2 separate regions of the Homo sapiens genome follow, and region 1 is linked to region 2. A link is a loop called in an ENCODE intact Hi-C map of the cell type or tissue named here. Cell type or tissue: IMR-90. All regions are shown on one strand.

The links. A loop is a pair of places that touch in the nucleus more often than their neighbours do. Peaks named below come from ENCODE experiments on the same cell type or tissue, not always from the same donor. Only the 100,000 strongest peaks of a DNase experiment are listed, where the experiment ranks them.
Region 1: it touches region 2 in a loop (2.1-fold over the local background); 6 of 110 quality-filtered maps call a loop at or near these places.

The regions. Positions count from the first base shown.
Region 1 is chr3:43,087,585-43,095,584 of GRCh38, forward strand. All of the region lies in intron 1 of POMGNT2 (protein O-linked mannose N-acetylglucosaminyltransferase 2 (beta 1,4-)), which reads right to left. It overlaps POMGNT2-AS1 (POMGNT2 antisense RNA 1), which reads left to right. Exons shown (of 2, transcript XR_007095896.1): 1 at 1-146; 2 at 228-4,704. Among named protein-coding and RNA genes, the nearest start is that of POMGNT2-AS1, 5.6 kb to the left of the region's middle. In IMR-90, no CTCF peak of the experiment used is centred here; no DNase peak of the experiment used is centred here.
Region 2 is chr3:42,998,080-43,006,079 of GRCh38, forward strand. The region is part of intron 1 of GASK1A (golgi associated kinase 1A); the gene reads left to right. Among named protein-coding and RNA genes, the nearest start is that of GASK1A, 23 kb to the left of the region's middle. In IMR-90, no CTCF peak of the experiment used is centred here; a DNase peak (open chromatin) is centred at 3,302; H3K27ac peaks cover 776 bases.

The DNA of each region.
Region 1 (8,000 bases), 90 kb after region 2:
ACCAGTCTGATATGGATGAGCTGCTTGAACCCTCCTGAGGGGTGGGGAACTTCTATCTAGGACGGTCAGAACACCTCAGTCTCGGGAAGCCAACTCCATACATTAGTTTGACTTGTGGATTGGCTCTTCTGGAGACACCTTTAAAGGTATCACTGATCAATCAGTAGCTATCACATCATCTCCCAAACCAGCCTGGCTCTCAGTTTCCAATGCATTACTGGTTGCAGGTAGCTCCCAGAAGAGGATATGCACTGTCTGGATAAGTTTGAGGATAAAAAGACAGAAAGACTTGGGTTCAAACCCCAGCTCCTCGACCTACTGCATGTCCTTTCTAAACTCAGGCTCCTCATCAATGAAAATGGGGGTACAGTACCCACCTCACAGGAATGTGGAGGTAAGAAATGATGTATAGTTGAATTTTGTGAATGGTGATACTCAACCACTTTTGACTTATAAGAACCACAATTTCATTCCATCAGGTTCAACCTAACATGTGCAGTATATAGTGGAGCTGAAAATAAAAAGGTTTTAAGGCACCAGATAGCTAATAAAGGGCCACTGGGATATAGACAAAACATTGGCATTTTAAAACATTTTGGACATACGTGGCTGCCTTCATCTGACTCAAAGCAAAAACTGATCAGTGGTGAGGCAGGCACTGTCACTTTTCATCACAGTCATTTGAAACAAAGGATTTTATAGCTAAGCAGGAGAAGATTCCTTCCAAAGAAGATGGAGACAGACCAGACAGTGAACGCTGTCACTATGTCATTGGTGGCACCTTGGGCCTGGTCAGTCGCCAACCCTCTGCTTCTTGGGCGTCCAGGTCGAGTGTACTGACAGACGACATAATGGACACTGTTGCTTCCCCCAGCAGCCACTGCCCTCTTCCTTTTCCTAACAACATCCCTAGTGTGCCCAGAAAGCCACCCTCCTGCTGACACCCACGAGGCTCAGAGAAGCTCAGACCTTGCACCTCAGGTGGACTGTCAGCAGAGCCTACTTCTTGGGCCAGTTACTGGCCCAGCCGTGGCAAAGTTACCTGAGTGGGACCAATTCAGCTGAGGAATGAGGTGTCGCATGCCATGTTCCTACCCACTGGACAGAAAAAGAAGGTGTTGTCCTAAGGCTGCTGGCTGCCATCTGCTGACCATGCGGAAACCAGCTTGAGGCAAAGACAGTGCCTAGGACGGCATGGCCAAAGAGATACAGACGACCCTGGTGACATCTCCAAGCCCCATCTCTGGACATCCTGCTGTGAGAAATGGTAACTCCTCATTGCTGAAGCCAGGTTGGGTTGGGATTTTGGCTTCCCACAGCCAGAACATTCCAACTGGTATGGAGGGAGAACTTGTTTGCAAAGTGTCATGCATGAGGCAAACATGCAGGGTCTGGCTGCATCTCCTGTTTCTGAGCTCTGTGCTCTAGCTTAGGGGGATTATTTGGCATCAGTTTCCCCTGGACTCTTCTATAACTTGGGTAAATGAAGCCCCCTCCCTAAGAAACCTTTTCATGAGACATGAAAACAATCAAATAGAGGATCTGCGACAATTTTCTATACAGGTGACACCTGCCAGTAGGGAACGAGAACTAAGGCCACCAAAGTGTCACAGCACGGGCAGAAGGTGGGCTTCAGTGAGCCCTGCAGGCAGGAAGTACCAGACCCCTCCTGAGGAGCAAACAAGTCCTCTGGCGTGGCTGTTTCCTGGAGCTTTCAGAGGGACAGAGATGTGATATCTGAACAGTACAAAGGCAGGGGCTAGGAGGCAGTCCAGGGAATGTGACCCAAGGACACCACACAATCCAGTCTGGTTGGAATGGATGGTTCACAAGGAGAAGTAGAGAGAAACTTAGAAAAATCAGCTGAGGGTGTGATGCCAGATCAAGGAGTTTGAACTGTATCTTCTAGGCAATAGGGAGCTATTATAGGTCTTGGAGCAGAGCAGCCTGGAGGTTCTCTGGGAGAACAGAGGTAGAAAAACCAGTTAGGAGCTCCCAAGCTCAGAGTCTCCCCATTTAATACAGGAGAGGAGAGCCTGAGTGTTAGAATGGGGGGCCTAGAAGGGAGCGCACAGAGGAAGCTGGTGGGTCACACTCTGCATGAAGTGGGCACAGGAGCATGTTCCTGATGGCAATTCGAGTCCCAAAGTCTGCAGATGATTTAAATTTAAATAAATTCTGATGAACTCAAAGCTCATCCTTTAATAAAACTTCCACTCATTCACATCTTAATGGGCCTTCTTGGTGGTGAGAGAAGAGGATAAAGTCACAGCTATGTTGAGGGCCCTGCAGAAAGGAGAATATAGTGGGGCCCTGACTTCATGTCCTTCATTCAGGTCTTCAAGGCTCTTGTGGAACACGGGCTGAGAACTTCTGGGCCAGCCACAGGTGAGAGGCCAGAGGTCTGTGGCTGCCTTCTTAGCTGGGTTTTAACATCACCTCCAGTCAGCCTTGTTCATCTCTAGGGGAGTGTCCCTGTGAGCCTAGAAATCCTGCAGCTGAGAAATCTAATTAAACTCAGTGTTTCCTCAGTCTTTTCCAACCCATACACCCATTGATAATAAAGAGAAACTCTCTCATGCCCCAAACTGACCTGTAAAGTTCAGTATCCCCTTCTCCCTCATTCATAAGACTCTCTTCTGCAAAGTCTGCTCCTCAAGACCAGTGGATTCTATCAACCTTTACTTTCTGAAATCGGTATTTTATATCAACATCTATCTATATATTTTACTTTTCAATGTAAAATTATATCACTGCCATGCTCTTTCAAATAGGCATGCCCCCAACTGGACATTCTCCATACAACCCCACCAACTAAGAACTACTGTGCTGAACTACATTAAAGTGCTGATATGACCATTTTTGACCAGTGTCCCATGGTCCTGCCATAAGAACCAACTAACCTTACCACCACCATGGTATGGACAGTTCTTCTCAAGAGAGGACACCTGCGTGCCCAGTAAGACATGCCCTCAGCTGGAGTTCCGACATCTGATCTCTAGGAGGAAAGAAGAGAAGCCAGGAGCTAGAAAGAAACCAGAAAGAGGGAGAGTTCATTGACATTTGAGGTTAGGAGAAGGAAAAAAAAAGGATAAAATAAGAAAAGGGACAAAAGGTTTAAAAAGAGAATGGAAAGACAGCAAGGAGAGACTGTCTTACCAGGGGGTGGAAGGGAGACCACCCTGAGATCCTCAGCTCAGATCTAGACCAGGGAACTGAAGAGGAACTCACACTGGGGTGGCAGGGAGGAAGGCACCAGGGAGGAACATGAGCAGGAGGAACAGTGGGAATATTTGTGAGTGTTTACCCTAAAGGAATGACTGGACTGGCAGTTGTAAGAGGAACTATGTCAAGCACAGTTCAAACACTTTTTGTATACACAAAATATCAAGGTGCTAATTTCAGACACTGATTCTCCTCCCACAAAGTATCTAGTGATAACTGTCATAGCTAAGGAAATGGTTGGAATTATAGGCGTTCCTAGTTCAGTTCACCAAGAGGGCCTGGAAGCAATGACAGTGCAGTAGCAATCAGTATACCCAGCACCCAGATCTGTGTTTCTAAAAATCTTTCTCTACAAAAAGGAACCAGAGCTCCTTGGAGAAATGGTTTATTCCAGGGCTAGGGCAGGGAAAGTACAAGACAAGCTTGGAACATTTTGTAGTGCCAGAATGTAAAAGTATTAAAAAAAAAATGATGGGGAGACAGTGAAAAGGCACAGGAGCCAGCATGAAAGAGCTCCCAACAGCTAAATCTTGGATAATTTTAGTACCAAAATTAAAAAGTAATAGTAATGAATTATAACCCATAGAATAAAATATCCATGAGTCAATATTGATATGAATAAATAATTAGGAGAGAAAGGACAGCTCTTCCTTAGAGAATTCCAATTAAAAAATGTAGAAGCAATCATGGAAATAGATCACCATTTGGCAAACATCACAGTAATAACTGTTGCAGGCAAGATCTGCTGATAGATACTAAAATTAGTGGGTGAAAAAGTATGATGAGAGGATATTTGCATAGTCTCAAAGATTCTTCCCATGAGGTGCATATTAATTACAAAGGTAAAAATAGAAACTACAGTAGAGAAGCCTGGCAGACATGCCCTGAACCAAGTAATCAAAATTAACATCACCTGTAATAACCTATTGACGTAATGTACCCCTTTATATGATGCACTGAGACAAGACCTCACTTCTGTGGTTTTCTTGCCCAAAATGCGTAACTTCAATCTACATTTCTAAATGGGGATTCGTGATTCTCGCTCCAGTTCTAGCTCTGAATAAGGTCTGTAGGTTAGCTAATAGAGAAAATCTTAAACCCAATTTAAGGGATGTTCTACCAAATACCTGGCCAGTACTTGACAGGGCTAAGGTCATAAAAGACAAGGGAAGATGGAGGAGCTGCCTCAGATCGGAGGAGACTAAAGAGACACAGCAACTTAATGCAGTGTGGGATTCTGGTTTGCGTCCTGGACCAGAAAGGGAATATTAGTGGGATGATTTTGAATAAGGTCTGCAGTTTAATGTGTTGTGTGAATTTCCTGGTTTTGATCATTACATTGTGCTCTGTAAGATGTTATTAGTAGGGGAAGTGGGGAGAAATGGTTTATGTAACTTTTTTGTAAGTCTAAAATGTATTCAAAATAAAAAAGTTATTTTAAATTATCTATTTTTAAAATAAATTAGATAAGAAACATGAGTTTTTGTTTTGTTTTGTTTTTTTGAGACAGGGTCTCACTGTGGCCTTGCCCAGGCTACAGTACAGTGGCATGATACCAGCTCACTGCAACCTCAAATTCCTGGGCTCAGGCGATCCTCCCATCTCAGCCTCCCAAATAGCTAGGAGTATGGGCACGGGCCACCAGCCTGGCTAATTTTTAAATTTTTTGTAGAGAAAGGGGTCTGGCCATGTTGCCTAGGCTGGTATTGAACTCTTGTCCTCAAGCAATCCTCCTGCCTCAACCTCCCAAAGTGTTGGAATTACACATGTGAACCACCACACCCAGCTGAGAACATGAGTCTCTATAAATATTAATGACATGTAAAATGACATGAACGTGGTTTGCTCTAAAATCCTCCAGCAAACAAAGTAGACAGACAGAACCCGACAGGGGGATACTGATCACTGTGGAAGATGGTGGAGTTCTTTATATATTTGTACTCTTTTGTGTTTACTTGACAAAATAAATAAGTTAAAAAGGAAACAGTAAAGAATTAAAGAAATCACTATTTATAAATTACAAGAGAATTCTGAAGAGTAACAAGAAATAAATCGATATTCAGGAAAAACAAAACTAGGCCCTCTCTGGAGAGATGGGAGGCAGATGCATGCCCTATGAGCTGATGCACATTTTGCCCGGATCAAAGAATAGCTTCCAACAGAAGCTAAAGCCAAAACAGACAAACCCAGGGAATATCAGCTAGAAGAGAGGAAAGACTTACCTCCAACATGAGTGGGCATCTCAGCCACCAGGCATCATCTCTCTAGTGATCATTCTGCCACCTGCCCCTCTCTTAGGCAGAATTGGCAGCAGGTGGGGATATGGGGCAGTGGCTGCAGGCAGGAGTCTAGGGTCCACATCTGGACCTGGCTGACTGTACATGCAGTGGCCAATCCCAGCAAAGCACTGAGATCAGGGCCTTAGGGCAAAGCTCATAAACCAGGAAATATGGGTGGGGGCCTTGTGAGGCAAACTGGCAACTAAGCAGAGACCAGCCTTTGAGACTGGAGGACGTGGGGGCTGCTTCTAATTAGCTGCTAAGTCTTCCCAATCCCCTAGTCCCTAACCCCTCCCAACTCCATCCTCCTATCCCCACTCTCAGGCCCTGCCAGAATAGTGTTGATGGAAGGCAGGACAGACTGGCCTGCATGGACCTGCACTGGGCATTTCAGGTTTCTGAGTTACCCTTCCAAGGGGAAAATGGGAAGAAAGTTTTGCTGGGGATGGACAGAGCAACATTCTGCTAGAAACAGCACGGTGGATAGAGCATAGGTCCTGGAGTTCTGATTGCCTGGGGATTTCTACCAACTTTACCACTTATGAGCAGGCAGTCTACACCGCTGTCTGATGAATACCCCACTCCCATACCCCCCAGGCAGGTTAGCTTTGAGACATGTTCTACACTGGTTCCCAGGGTTCCCCAGTGGGATTAAGTCCCAGGGTTACCCACTGGTAACAAGCGTGACACACATACTTTTTGGCTGCCTTCCCTTCCCTCTCTCACTTTCTCACTCCCCATTCATGTTTACAAGTCTATTGGGACTGAATACAAATCATCTACTTGTTAAAGAATCCTTGTCTTAGGATCTCAGGATCTGCTCCTGGGAGACTTAAAAAAAAATAGATCTAGTCCTGAATCCAGAGGAGAACCTTAATAAACATAGATATTACTGTATTTTGTCACTATGGAGACATGGAAAGCCACCCTTGCACTTCTACCTACTGTGAATTAGGTAGCCAAAGTGTGGTAGTAGGAAGCCAACAAGCAATTGGGCAGTCAGTGGTCACTACAAAACACTGTCAGTCTATTTCCCACACTCCTGTGGCACCTGCCCCTCCTCCCAACAACCTGCATAAGCCAGCCAAACTGAAGGATCATGCAAAATCTTCAGGAAGGTTTTCAAAAGACAACAGATGGAGGCAAGGAGTACATTAATCGGATCTCCAGCCCTAAAGAAGATAAAGAGGCCTTTCCCCATCACCACATCGAAATGTTCCTGGATAATAAACACACAATTCTCTAGGAGGAAAATTCACAATGTTGGAGAATAACTGGGCCAAGTTGCTTACTGGGCAACAGACCCAGTGATTTCCCCTTTCTCCAGACCAATTTTCACTGCTGTGGGGCTATCACAGCCTGGAGAGGCTGCCAGTCTCACTGACAACAGAACAGCAGCAAGGAGGCAAGGGAAGTGAGAGAGCCCAGGTGGGCCTCCTTGGCCTTAGAGACTGAAGAGACTTGGAGCTAAGCCGCTGTCTTCCACAGGACTGCAGCCTGGTCTGACTGACACTGTCTGCTTGGTCCTAATGTCTGACTGTTCAGGGCAGTCTGTGCACCAACTGCCTCCCCAGGGCACTGGCGACAAAGGGATAAGAATTCTTTCAGACTGAAGGCCTCCATGCCCCACTTCATCTGTCTCCTGGCTCTGCTGAAATGTGCAGGGGCCAGGATCCCAGCATCACAAGAAATATGACTGTGCAGTGACAAGGAACTCCCTCTCAGTTTTAAGCAGCCCACCCTCCTTTGTACACTTACTCTGAGAGCACAAAAGCAGAGCTGGAATGTGCCTCTCCTGCACCTGCTGTCCGTAATCCTGTCTCCCAGTGAGCCCACTTCTGAGCAGTCATGCAAGCTCACCCTGTCTGCAGTCAGATCTGGCTGGCACCCCAGCCTGTTGAGCTCCTGCTGCGTCTCAGTGCTATGCTAGGTCCCTCACACGCATACACAGCCTTGCTAAATCCTTCCTTGCCCCTGCTCAGCAGGGTGGTGCAATTTGTCTCCATTTTCCATCCAGAGAGAGGCTCAGAGGCTGAACCATGTGTCAACAGTCCAGGATTCAACACCAAGCACGTCCACCTGTGCTGCCTCTCAGAGACAAGGGCTGCCCAGATGGAGTCTTGCCATGAGGAGGTGAGAGGTGGCACTTGGAGGCATGGGCCTCCCAGGATAATACATTTTGTCTCTACTTAGTGCCTTCCTGAAAACAGAGGCTGATTCTTTAGGATGTGCGGGTGGGCATGAAGGTCCAATGGTCACTGATGCAAAGGACCCCACTGCCCTCTGGGCTTACAGAGCCTCCAATGAGATGGGATCCGTACAGGACAGATGGTCTTTGACATGAGCCATTCCACACAGAGGAATAAAAAACAGATCAGCCCTTTTCCTGCTTGGGCAAGGACATGACAGGTGCCCTAACAAAGCGTCCTCCAGCCTTGCCCCTGCTCCATGCCAGGACAGCTGCATGCTTCAGTGCTTCTCGGCTGTCTTGCCCTA
Region 2 (8,000 bases):
CTGACCACTTCTGAAGTCCTTTAGGTGGTCTGGGACATCGCCTCACTGTCCACTGTATGGAGGACACTGATTGTGATGAGTTCCAACACTGCAGAAGACGCAGCCGGGAGAACTCCTAATGGAAGGGTTCTCCACCCAAGAGCTGGTTGGATGAAGGGTCAGCTTTTGTGGAATATTCTGGGGGCCTCATATCCGAGAACCAGGAGAGGCTGAAGAAGAGGTGGTGGGGGCAGGGCAAGCGATGCAGACGCACTCGGGACTGGACCACCTGACAGAGTTCATGGCTGGTGGGTGTGTCTAGGGCAGACCTGGAGCTCAGCTACTTAGCCCAGTTTGCCCTTTGCTGTAGCTTGTTCTTAGCGGGGTAATGCTAATAATGGGAGCGACCACCTTTTGAACAGTTATTATGTCCCTGCGACTTTTATAGAATTATATACACATTAACTCATTAAACACTCATATCAACCCTAGGAGGCGGGTGCTAAACCTTCCACCATTTTAGAAATGAGTGAAGAGCTAGGACACCCAGGACAGGTGTCTCAGCAGGAGTGTGCGGTAGGCAGGGGAGGGGGTCTCTGTCTCTGCCTCCTGCTATGACAGACGGCCCTGTGTGGGTGGCCCTCTCCTCCTGGTGGCTCTTCCTCCCACCTGCTTACTCCCGCTCCCTGTGACCTTAGGTGCTAACCTGGGGTTTTCTGGTGCCAGTTCACCTGATATCACTTCTCTGGTTATAGCTGGTTCTGACTTGTTCCTCCGTGGCTACTAGTGATGCCTAGATTTGGGTGGAGGGACCCTCTAATCAGTGTCAGCTTCCCTAGGATTCACAGCGTGAGAAAAGCCTCTTTGTTTCTTACTGCCACAACTACGTCATTTTATCTATTGGCTTTTGGACTTTTTTTTTTTAACCTAATATGTGTGTGCGTGTGTGTGTACACGTGTACATATCAGTGTGTATAGCTGAAATTAAAGTCTCATGAAATAACATACCCTTATGACTTATTTTTTTCCTCTCTTCTTTTTCTCTTTTCCTTTTCTTTCCCTTGTACTAATGGGTTCCAATCACAGTGTGACAATCTGATTGAACTACTCTCTCATTTTGATGGAACTGTCCCCCTTCTTGAACTTGGTTGAGGTTGGTGGGAATGAAGCCAATTTGGAAGGCAATGCGTGCATTGTTGCATTTCCAAATCACCACTCCTCCCTGCCAATATATTCTCCACATTCTGGACGGAGCTGGTGCATACTGGTGCTTCTCCTCCACAGGCAGGCACCTTCCACATGCAGCAAACCCCAGGGTGAAGGTGCCCAGCAACCTCTGTCCTGGGTCTAGCTGTCAACCCCAAGCCTGCCTCCCTGCTGTTTCTCCCAGGGCAGGGCTGTGGGGAGGAGAGGAGCTTGTCTACTGGGGCTTCAGTGGCTGGCTCTCTCGCAGCCCACCCTGATGTACTCAGATTCCTGAGGTGGGCATGCTGGGCCTGGCCTTCTTGGCCCCCCTTGTTGCCCAGGGACTCCTACAGTAGAAAGGCATCTTAAAGAGGTCATGCCGCCAATCTCTGCAGCAGCCAGTATAGGGGTTGTGTTCATTTCCCATTGTTGCTGTAACAAATTGACGCACATCGAGTGGCTCAAAACAACACAAATTTGTTCTCTATAGCTCTGGTCAGAAGTCCAAAACAAGTTTCACTGGACTAAACTCAAGTTGTCAGAAGGGCTGGTTTTCTTTGGAGGTTCTAGGGGAGAATCCTTTTTCTTGCCTTTTCTGGCTTCTAGCAGCTGCCTGTGTTACTAGCTTGTGCCAGGAATTCCTCTATCTTCAGAGACCATCATTCTAGTCTCCGCTTTCATCATCACTTTGCTGTCCCCTCTTCTGTATTCATTTTTCCCTCCACTTGCCTCTAATACGGACACTTGTGATCACATTTAGAATCCACCCAGCTAATCTAAGACAGTCTCTTCCTCTCAAGAACCTTAACTTTATCACATATGCAAAGGTCCCAGGTCCCAGAGATTAGGGCCTGGACGTCTTTGGAGTCAGTATTCAGTTTACTACAGGGGTTGTCCAGGCTCTGTCTTGAGGACCACGTGTTCTTACCCATCATCAGTTGGCCCAGTCCTGTGAGAGCGGTCAGGCTGGAGCTGCGTGCTCCTGGGGCCGAGTGTCCAATGCTTTCTGACTCCCATCTACCAAAACAAGAAAAATCAGTAGTTACTAGATATTTAACAAGTAACTGCTGTGTTCTACCACTTCCAGAGTTAGGGTTTTGCTCTTCAGTCAGATTCCTCTTGGAGTTTGTGGACAGACAGCCACAGAGTCTCAAAAGCAGAAGGAGATCGCATAAACATCTCCTTTGGCCCCTGGGCCAAATCAGCAAGATTCTCCAGGCTTGGCCCTTGATGCTAAAGAGAGAGATGAAGGAATCTAGGAAATCTTCTCTCAAGACAGCAGCCATGCCTACAAGACCATGCATTTCCATATAATTCTATTTCACACATCAGAAGGCGAACATTCCCTTGGCCGACATTGCATATTATCTTTGTTACATTCCTCTGTCACATTTCCCAGTAGATGAATAAGATCAAGCTTAGGTTCTCAGAAAAGCAAACAGGAAAATCACATTAATACTTTGTAAAGAATATCCTTCTCACTTTAGTTGTTGTAGAGTGCTGCTCCCAAGAAATTAACTGTACAGTCATTCAACACACGGATGAGGTGATGGACCATTTCATTGTAGTTGTATTTTGGGGCAAAGTGGGGCACGGAGGACAGTGAAGACTAATTTCTGTTGCTTGCTAGTTTTGTCTTTGAAAATCTGGCCCTGGACTCATTTCCTCAATTAAATTTTACATTTTCATGAAGACAAGAAAAATTTTGTTCTTTTGAGACCCTATGGCACCATCATGAACTGGTGGAGATGCCTGGGTGCCTGTCACAGAAAGGAAGAGGGGGTTGAGTCCACATTTTCCTAGGAGGAGAGCTCTCTCCTTGGCTTCTCTTCCCCTCCTCCACCCCTGCCCCTCCCTGTCCACCAGACACATCATTCCAGATGCCTCAGTGTTGGGAACACCCAGTGCCAGATCTTCACCTTGGCAGAACCCTGAGCAGGGCGCAGACATTGTGGGCCTAGTCCAGAAAGCCGACCCCGGGTCATATGCTGTAAGAAGTTCCACGTCATGACACAAGGGAAGGAGCGAAACCCTTCCAGCTGCTGCTTTTCTTGGTGGAACTTGATGATATGCAGTCCGGGAAAGCGATCATTCCTTCTAACACTGGATACAGCTAAATCCAAACAGCACGTGGCCACATCTAGCCTGCAATGGACTTGGCCTGGCCAGAGCAGGGCAGGAAGCCAGAACAAAGAAAAGGAGCCAGATATTATGAAATATTGGTCTGTGCTCAGCAGGCTTATGCAGCCTCCAGCAAGTATGTGGACAAGAATGCAGAGCTTGCCTATTTGTTTGTGAACATGAAGCTGCAGACAGGGAGCTGAGGGGAAATATTGATTAATTTGATTCCCTTTCAAAAGAGGAGAGCTGTAATCCAAGATGAGGGGCTATGGCTACTTACTTCCAGGGACACTATTTTTCCAGGAGCCTCAGTGAGACATGAGAGGAGGTGAGGAAGGTAAAGGTGAAGGTGGGGATAGGTGGGCCCCTGCGGATGTAATTAGACTGCTGGCACTGGGGGCCTCTGGAGGCAGTCAAGTTTGCTTTGGAGGAAGAATTTCTGAGGGGTAGGGAGGCTTCCTGTGAGGTGGGTCCTTGCCTCACCCCTTCCCCTTCTCCTGCAGGCTCCAGGGGTCTGACCGGGCTGCCTGTCTCTCTTCAACCACCCTCTTTCCCACCCGCAGTTGTGGCTCCTCAAGGCTTGCTGGGCACCCTGCCCTTTCTACTGTCACGTATGCTCTCCCTTCCCTTTGGGATGCTTTTTATTACTAAAAGCTACACAGCATAGAAAGCTTGCTGATTGGAAATCAGCTTACTATTCTGGTGTTAATCATTACTGGTCTCCTTTTAAATATGAGTGGAGCCAGGTAGGTCCGCATTCAAACATTCGTCTTCCCAGAATCCTCCTTGTTAGATGGTCTAGTTTGTTTCTCAAGACAAACCGACAGTCGCAGAGGCTGAGTACGTGACATAATTTTCCAACTCTGCGGTTTTATTTTGTTGAGACAAAAGACTCAGCATGTGTCCTAAGGCTGGAGGAAAAACTGATGGCATATCAATTTCTTTCTTAAGGGATTTTCAAGGGTAATTCTGATCTGGACTTAATTTTTGCCTGATTTGCTGTATTCAGAATCTGATCTCTCGTAAGTTGGGACTGTACTGTACCACAATTTTTATGCTTGCTTTTGTGTTTTTATTGGTCCAAGTGATCTACTGCTGTTTATCCTTTAGTATAGCATTTCTCAAGCATTCTGTGGGCTCCTGGGGCTCCAAGGACCTCTGCCTTGGCTTAGAGCTGTGCTGTTCAATATTGCAGTCACCAGCCACATACTGAAATGTAGCTGGTCTGAATTGAGATGTGCTGTTTGTGTGAAATACACATTGGATATCAAAGATGTTACAAAAAAACTAAAATATCTCATTAATAGTTTTTATATTGATAACATGTTGAACTGATAATATTTTTTATATATCAGGTTAAATAAAATATATTATTAAAATGAGTTTCAATTGTTTCTTTTTCTTTTTTTAAAAATGTGGCCACTAGAAACTTTGAAATTTCCTATGTGGTTCACATTGTATTTCTATTGGTTGGCTCTGAGTGAGGAAAACATTGGTTTACAGCCATCTCATTCTTCAGTTCTTTTATGCTTGAAAATCAAGCTCAACAATTCCCACCTTCCTTGTTTCCAGACCTTTTTCTCTGATTTTCATTTCTGAATGTTTGAGGATGACAGGTGTTCATTATGCCTTAATTTTCTTATTCAAATGTGCCTGGACTCCATTTGATTAATTTATTTCTGCAGTGAATCTTTAGAGCATTGATCTCAATCTTGGTGATCCTCCTGACTTACACAGGAAAATAGCTACTTTACTTGGTCCCATAATCCCTTCAGATTATGTCTAGTACATTGTGAATAAATATGCATTTTTAAAGGAGACTAGATGTGTTAAAAGTAAAACCTTAGAGGCCAGACGCAGTGGCTCACACCTGTAATCCCAGCACTTTGGGAGGCCAAGGCAGGCAGATCGCCTGAGGTCAGGAGTTCGAGACCAGCCTGGCCAACATGGCAAAACTGTGTCTCTACTAAAAATACAAAAATTAGCCAGGCATGGTGGCAGGCTCCTGTCATCCCAGCTACTCGGGAGGGTGAAGTGGGAGAATTGCTTGAACCAGGGAGACGGAGGTTGCAGTGAGCCAAGATCGCACCACTGCACTCCAGCCTGGGTGACAGGGTGAGACTGTCTCAAAAAAAAAAAAAAAAAAAGAATAGATGATAGACAGAATCAAACTCAAGTCACTCCCTGCCAGAGTCATCTGGCAGCAGAGTGGTAGCACACTGGTAGCAGAGTGAAGGCAGCCTGCTACCAGATAAAAGGTCTCAAAGTGGGGCTCAGCCACTTCAGTGGGTATACTAGACAATCCACCAGGTGCAGCAGGAAAATATCAGAACTGCTATTTACGTTTATTTTATCTAATTCTTTTATGATTTTAAATTTCTTGTCCATGTTTTATAATGAACATATTTATGTAGTATTACATGCTTCTAATTTGTAAATAGTGGAAAAAAATGGTTTGTAAATATTGGAAGGATGTGCTCAGATTTTTTACCAGTAAAGGTGTATGACCAAAAAGTTTTGGGACTACTGACCCAGAGAAGGTGATTTTGCCCCCTAGTGATAATTGAATCCCACTACTGTATCAGTGACTCTTTTGAATATATGCATTTCATTCATTTATTTATTCATTCATTCATTCGTTTAGGATCTATGAGGGTGTCGTTGTTTTGGTAACATTTACCTGCTCTCTGAGAGCCTGGATTCTAACTGTTATTTTCCTGCCTGCCTCATGGTTGGAGAACTTTGGCAGGCTTCAGGTGTTTGGGAGTGGCAGAATGAGTGAGGAAGGCCTTTTTTCTTAGACTTCCCAAGATGAGTTTTTAGTATTTAGCATGTCTTCAATGGGGAGAGATGTCTGGGTCAGGCCATGGAAAATAAAACCAGTTGACTTCAGGTGAAAGCTATTTCATTGGCCAAGGAGACGTTTAGCTGCTCAGAGCGAAGGCTAATGAATGACTTCTCACCTAGCAGTTGAGACTGCAGATGTCAGATCTTGCCAATACTTCCCCCAGGTTAACTAGGGGATGACTAGGTTAACTGATCAGCTGTTTTATTGTTTAAGACACAAAACATAAACTAGCTTATGAGTGATCGTCACACAAGAGCCTACACCCACCCACCCTCTTCTCAGTAGAAGATGACTCACTGGATAGCTCAACCACAGCTTCTTTGGAGTTCCTTTTCATCATTTATCAAAAATGAGGGTGGAAAACTGGAACAGTGCTTCCCAAACTGTTCTCAGTTTTGACCATTATTTATTCACTCCCCTCTATGGAAGATGAGGATTTGGGCCTTTCACCACGTTTCCCCATCTCCAGTACAGACACATTATTCTCATCCATCCATTCCCCCAATATAATTAGGTAATAATTTTGGTGAGATCAGTGTTTACATTATGACTACTTAAAACCTACTCACAGATGTATTAGCTTCGTATTGGTGCGGTAACAAATTGCTAGGAACTTGTTGGTTTAAAACGACACGAATTAATTTTCTTACAGTTCTGGAGACTAGAAGTCCAAAGTGAGTCTTATTTGGCTAAAATCAAGGTGTTGGCAGGGCCAGTTCTTTCTGGAGGCTCTGGGGGAGAATCCATTTCCTTGCCACCTCTATCCTTTAGAGGCCACCTGCATTCCTTGGCTCATGGTCTCTACCTCCATCTTCAAAGCCACCAGTGCAGCATCTTCTCTCTCACTGACTCTGATTCCCTCTGTTTCAGTCATCACATGGCCGCCTTCTTGCTTCCCTCTTAAAAGGATACTTGTGATTACATCGGGCCCATCAGATGATCTAGGATAATCTCCCCATTTCAAGACCCTTAATTTAATCACACCGTCCGAATCCCTCTAACCACATAAGGTAACTTGTTCACAGGTTTGGGGATTAGGACATGGATATCTTAACGGCTGAGCAGTATCCAGTAGTACCCTTGGTTTCACTTTCCACAGTTTCAGTTACCCAAGGTTACCTGCAGTCTGAAAATATTAAATGGAAAATTCCAGAAATACACAATTTATGTTTTCATTTGTGTGTTGTACTGAGTAGTGTGATGAATCTTGTGGCATCTCGCTCTGTCCTACCTGGGACATGAGTCATCCCTTTGTCCAGTATATTCACACTGCAGATGCTCTCTGCCCATTAGTAACTTAGTAGCTGTCTCAGTTATCAGATGGCTATTGGAGTACTGCATTGCCCATGTTCAAGTAAACCTTATTTTACTTCATCATGGCCCAAAGTGCAAGAGTAGTGATCCTGCAATTGGAGTGTGACAAAGAGACGCTGAAAGTGCTTCATTTAAGTGAGAAGATGAAAGTTTCTCTACTTAAGAAAAAAAAATCGTAGGCTGGGGTTGCTAAGATCTGCAGTAAGAATGAATCTGCTATCTGTGAAATTGTCTTCTGAAGAAAGAGAAATTCATGCTAGTTTTGCTGCTGCACCTCAAACTGTGGCAAAAGTTACAGCCAAAGTGTGTGATAAGTGCTTCATTAAGATGGAAAAGGCATTCAATTTGTGGGTGGAAGACATGAACTTCTAGAAATGTGTTCTGATTTATGGCAATGGGATTTGGTACTGTCCAAGGTTTCAGGCATCCGCTGGGGGGCTTGGAACGTATCTTCCAAGGATAAGGGGTAGGGACTGCTGTATTATATTATGATCACCTTTCCTTTCCTGGGCACCTTTCTGTTTCTCTCTAGTTAGTAATCATCTTTTTTGTT